2 separate regions of the Homo sapiens genome follow, and region 1 is linked to region 2. The links are chromatin contacts, found by Hi-C or POLR2A ChIA-PET in ENCODE. All regions are on one chromosome and are shown on one strand. Each heading gives the region's core, a stretch centred on a gene start or an enhancer-like site at or near the end of the contact. The rest is flanking DNA. Distances are from core to core; before and after follow the strand shown.

Region 1 (2,700 bases), core at 51-2,550, 210 kb before region 2:
CGTCCCCAAGGATCCAGCTGTATCCTCACCATCCCGCCCTGCTCCCACAGGACGGAGCTGTCCGGATACCCCCGCAAGGACTCCCTGACCTACTGGAGCTTCGAAGAGACGCCCCAGGTCTGGAGCCACGGCCCGCAGCGGCCGCCCTGTCCGCGCTCCTCCCGGCCGCCCCGACCACCGCGGGTCCGCGTGCCGCGCGTCAGCCCGGTGACCTCGGCCATGCCGCACCGGGGAGCCCTGTCTCTGGCTCAGGAGTCCTACAGCCCCCTGCTGCACCCGCTCCGGCGGCTCGACCGCTTCTGCCCGCTGGAGGCGCCCTGGGGCGGCCCGCACTGGAAGCCCCTGCGGGGCATCTACAGCGTGCCGAAAGCCTACAGTACCGAGAACTCCAGCTATGGCAGCTTGAAGCCGGCGCTGGTGTGAGCCGTCAGGGCCAGCCCCACCCCAGACCCGCCCCCAGGGCCGCGCTGCCGAGCGGAGCTCGGGACCTCCGCTCACTAGGAAGGGTTCCGGACCCAGCCTGAGTCGCACTCATTACGTCTATTGGCAACGTGGGGGCGGGACTAGCCCAGACACCCACTCAGCTGCGGCATCACGGAGAGGGGACTAAGTCCAGATAATGTCCTTGCAGGCTGTGGCCCCGGGGGCAAGACACGCACCCTGCGGGCGTATTAAATAATGAGTTAAATCACCTGAACCACACCCACTTCCGGGGACGCTCCGGGCATCCTGGCTTGAGGGTAGGGTGGGCGGAGGTCCCTAAGGGAGAGGTGGGGCTCGGGCTTAATCCCTCCTTGGGGGCATCTGGGTCAAGTGGCTTCCCTGGCAGCACAGTCACGGGGAGACCCTCTCTCACTGGGCAGAAGCTAAGTCCGAAGCAGCGCCCCTCCTGTTAGGTTGGACTGTGGTGCAGGAAAGCCTCAAGTGGAGGGTTGAGGCTTCAGTCCAGCACCTTTCTCGGGTCATGGCCTCCTCCTGGCTCCCAAGACCCCACAATTGGCAGAGGCAGGCCTTCCTACACCCTACTCCCTGTGCCTCCAGGCTCGACTAGTCCCTAGCACTCGACAACTGGGTCTCTGAGGTCACTTCACCGTGGTCTCTGCCTCACCTCTGGCGCTAGACCACTGAGGGGAGAGGGCTGGGGCGCTCTGCTGAGCCACTCCTGCGCCTCCCTGGCCATGTGCACCTCTCGCCCCCGGGGGGATTAGTGTCCAGGTTACCCCAGCATCCTATCACCTCCTGGTGGCCTTGCCGCCCCCACAACCCCGAGGTATATAGCCAGATACACGAGGCAGGGGATGCACCAAGGATGGAGATGCTCCAGGTAAGACTACAGGGCCCCTGGGCACCTTCCACCTCCTTCCAGGCCATCACTGGCATGAGAAGGGGCAGACCCGTGTGAGCTGTGGAAGGAGGCCTCTTTCTGGAGGGGCATGACCCCCAGTAAGCTTCAGGTGGGGCAGTTCCTGAGGGTGGGGATCTGAAATGTTGGGGCATCTCAGGTCCTCTGGGCTGTGGGGTGGGCTCTGAAAGGCAGGTGTCCGGGTGGTGGGTCCTGAATAGGAGATGCCGGGAAGGGTCTCTGGGTCTTTGTGGGTGGTGTACCACGCGGGATGGGAAGGCCAGGACTCGGGGCTGCGGTCTCAGACCTGGGTGAAGCAGTGTCCTTGTCCCAGGGGCTGCTGCTGTTGCTGCTGCTGAGCATGGGCGGGGCATGGGCATCCAGGGAGCCGCTTCGGCCATGGTGCCACCCCATCAATGCCATCCTGGCTGTCGAGAAGGAGGGCTGCCCAGTGTGCATCACCGTCAACACCACCATCTGTGCCGGCTACTGCCCCACCATGGTGAGCTGCCTGGGGCCAGGGGCAGATGCTGCCACCTCAGGGCCAGACCCACAGAGGCAGCGGGGGAGGAAGGGTGGTCTGCCTCTCTGGCCTGCGGTTGGGGAATGGGGTGTGGGAAGGCAGGAACAGAGGGCTTCCTGGGCTCCTGAGTCCAGGACCTGTGGGGTCAGCTTGGGAGCTCAGCTGAGGCGCTGGCCTCAGGCACATGCTCATTCCCCCACTCACACGGCCTCCAGATGCGCGTGCTGCAGGCGGTCCTGCCGCCCCTGCCTCAGGTGGTGTGCACCTACCGTGATGTGCGCTTCGAGTCCATCCGGCTCCCTGGCTGCCCGCGTGGTGTGGACCCCGTGGTCTCCTTCCCTGTGGCTCTCAGCTGTCGCTGTGGACCCTGCCGCCGCAGCACCTCTGACTGTGGGGGTCCCAAAGACCACCCCTTGACCTGTGACCACCCCCAACTCTCAGGCCTCCTCTTCCTCTAAAGACCCTCCCCGCAGCCTTCCAAGTCCATCCCGACTCCTGGAGCCCTGACACCCCGATCCTCCCACAATAAAGGCTTCTCAATCCGCACTCTGGAGGTGTCTTTCTGTGGGCTCAGGGCAACCACACATACACAGGGTGGGTGCAGCTTCCCAACCATTTTATACAGAGTCACAGTGTCAGAACTCTGGTGGAAAACAGGGTGGGGTCGGGGGATGACATCCAACTCAGGAGGTGTCCATGGTCTCGCCTTCTGTGGGGAGAAGGAAGGCCACATGGTCAGTGTCGCCCAGGTGGCAGGGCCTGAGCCTTCTACGCCGAGCTCCCTCTTCCTCCCTCTGAGGTTGGCTCTGGCAGTGCAGGTGCGGGGTGGGGATTC
Region 2 (2,700 bases), core at 98-2,597:
TACAGCCCGGGGCTGGCGGGTGGGGCAGGAGGACTGGGGCGGAGCGCAGAAAAACAGGGCGACGCCCTGTGAGGGAAGGGTCCCGCGGTTTGGCTGTTTGGGCCTGTGGCTGTTAGGGGTGGCAGGATAGTGACCCGGGGACAGGACTTGGGGGCACTGTGGGGGTAGAATTTGGAGACAGAGTGTCCCAGGGTAGGATTGCCGAGACACGATGGCCGAGGGATACGATTTTTTTTTTTTTTTTTTAATTTGAGACGGAGTCTCACTCTGTCGCCCAGGCTGGAGTGCTGTGGTGCAATGTCGGCTCACTGCAACCTCCGCCTCCCGGGTTCAAGCGATTCTCCTGCCTCAGCCTCCCGAATAGCTGGGATTACAGGCCCCCGGCACCACGCTCGACTAATTTTTGTATTTTTATGTATTTATTTTTATTTATTTATTTATTTTGAGACGGAGTCTCACCCTGTCACCCAGGCTGGAAATGCAGTGGCGCGATCTCGGCTCACCGCAACGTCCGCCTCCAGGGTTCAAATGATTCTCCTGCCTCAGCCTCCCTAGTAGCTGGGATTACAGGCGCACACCACCACACCCGGCTAATTTTTGTATCTTTAGTAGAGACGGGGTTTCACCATGTTGGTCAGGCGGGTCTTGAACTCCTGACCTTGTGATCCGCCCACCTCGGCCTCCCAAAGTGCTGGGATTACAGGCGTAAGCCACCGTGCCTGGCCTTAATTTTTGTATTTTTAGTAGAGACGGGGTTTCCCCATGTCGGCCAGGCTGGTCTTGAACTCCTGGCCTCAGGTGATCCACCCGCCTTGGCCCCCAAAGTGCTGGGATTACAGGTGTGAGCCACCAAGCCAGGACTTTTTTTTTTTTTTTTTTTTGAGACGGAGTCTCACTCTGTCGCCCAGGCTGGAGTGCAGTGGCATCATCTCGGCTCACTGCAACCTCTGCCTCCCCGATTCAAGCAATTCTCCTGCCTCAGCTTTCCGAGTAGCTAAGATTACAGGCGCCCGCCACCACGCCCGGCTAATTTTTTGTATTTTTAGTAGAGACGGGGTTTCATCATGTTGGACCAGGCTGGTCTCTAACTCCTGACCTCAGGTAATCCGCCCGCTTCGGCCTCCCAAAGTGCTAAGATTACAGACCTGAGCCACTTCGCCTGGCAGGGACCGTATTTCAAGTCCTGCCCTCCCACCAGCGCCTGCGCCCCGCAGCAGTGTCCGGCTCCCTGCCGACGCCCTGGAGCTGGGACGGCCTGGGGCGCTGGTCGGCCGCCTTCCCCCAGAAGGAGGCGTGAGCGGGGCGTGGCCGGAACGTCTCTCTTCGGAGCCGCGCCCCGGGCGGGCACAGTTACGCGCCGCACGGATCATGGCCGCAGCCGCTCTGGGGCAGGTGGGTTCGCAGCCCCGCGCCGGGGTCTGGGAAATAACCGGGGGAGGCGCACTTCCGGGAAGACCACTGGCCTGCAGCCGGTCCGACTCGGCGCCGCTCCTCCCGCCCTGGGGTTCCGCTGCAGGGCGCGGAGGAGGATGGCGCCCTTTGGAAAGGAGCACGAGGCTTTAATGGGGTGAGGGGGAGCAGGTAGACGCGGATGAGGTGGGGCAAGTAATTGGCGGGGAGGTAAAAAAAAAAAAAAAAAGGGAAACATGGTGGAGGACCCTGTAATGAGGGAGGCGTGGGGGTGGGGAGGTTGTGATTTGGGGAGCGGAGCCCTGGGGTGCGGTGGGGCATCAGCCTGTGCGGGAGCTGGAATAAAGGGGCCCAGACCTCCAGGGCCGGGTGCAGGTGAAGGCAGAGTTGGACCTCAAGTCTCAGCTCTGGGAATTGGACTCAAGGTCCTATTTTCTTGGAATGAAAGTTGAAAAAAATAAGAGATGGGGATTGCTGTGCTTCCCAAACTCCTATCTGAAGCTTTGCACCTGGATTGGAAATCGAGGCAGCGTCTCATGGTCAAAGTGACAGATGCTGCAGGCTGGCTGAGACGATCCCTTCTGACTGTGCGATGTCAAACAGCAGCAGCGTTTCCCAGAGTCTATGATTTCAGAGAACAAGGTTTCTCAGTGAGGAAGGAAACAGCCAAAGAAAGGGGTCATTACAAGCCTTCACAGCTGCGGTGTAACCTTGGGAGAACTGTCTGTTAACTTTACACCTGACTTTATTTGAGTCTCTTATCCTAGCTGATGAATGTCAGGGCAGAATTTCACTTTTTTCGGCTCTTAGTGACTGATAGGGATAGTCCTGGGATACCTGGGGTATGTGGGCAATCTGGGCTTTAGTGGTGACACTCCTGGACTGTGGTGGGGCAGTACTGGGCTTTGACAGGTCCACTTGGGACTGATGTGGACCGTCTCATCATGGCACAGTTCTGGTGTCATAGAATGGCCCTGAACTCATGATGGGACATTCCTAGGCTCTGATGAAGATAGAGATATCCTGTAATGGAGATAATTGGGCTGAGTCCTCAGCTGTGATGGGGACAGTCCCGGGGTGTGGAGAGGACAGTGCTGGACCATGGTAGGGACAGTCTGGAAGGTACTGGCCTAGACAGCAACATAGGGATAGTCCTGGGGATTGAAAAAGACAACAATGGGATTTTTTTTTTTTTTTTAATTTCAGACCTGGTGAATAGGAAATAAGCCCTGATATTTGGCAGAGACAATGCTGGTTATAATGGGGAAAAGTGCTGGGCTTTGGATAGGG

Evidence for each region. Hi-C counts contacts between places; a loop is a spot of excess contacts on that map. ChIA-PET counts read pairs that join two places held with the same protein, here RNA polymerase II (POLR2A). Pooled maps may share reads with other maps.
Region 1: a pooled map shows a loop between it and region 2 (2.9-fold over the local background). The contact joins the promoter of LHB here to the promoter of BCAT2 in region 2. A Hi-C loop is called at or near these places in 1 of 50 pooled maps. POLR2A ChIA-PET finds 5 or more read pairs at or near these places in 5 of 52 experiments (HepG2, RWPE1, WTC11 and 2 more).

The regions. Positions count from the first base shown.
Region 1 is chr19:49,015,691-49,018,390 of GRCh38, reverse strand. LHB (luteinizing hormone subunit beta) reads left to right here and starts at 1,300. Exons shown (of 3, transcript NM_000894.3): 1 at 1,300-1,324; 2 at 1,677-1,844; 3 at 2,081-2,411. The coding sequence starts at 1,310. The coding sequence ends at 2,323. RUVBL2 (RuvB like AAA ATPase 2) reads right to left here. Exons shown (of 15, transcript NM_006666.3): 15 at 2,421-2,574. The coding sequence ends at 2,549. It overlaps SAXO3 (stabilizer of axonemal microtubules 3), which reads left to right. Exons shown (of 5, transcript NM_001396011.1): 5 at 51-423. The coding sequence ends at 423. RefSeq lists a silencer at 119-308 and enhancers at 1-475, 285-579.
Region 2 is chr19:48,809,676-48,812,375 of GRCh38, reverse strand. BCAT2 (branched chain amino acid transaminase 2) reads left to right here and starts at 1,347. Exons shown (of 11, transcript NM_001190.4): 1 at 1,347-1,392. The coding sequence starts at 1,369. It overlaps LOC105372432 (a long non-coding RNA gene), which reads right to left. Exons shown (of 3, transcript XR_936017.4): 3 at 1,539-2,032. RefSeq lists silencers at 1-81, 1,158-1,377, a cis regulatory region at 1-268 and enhancers at 1,130-1,424, 1,698-1,767.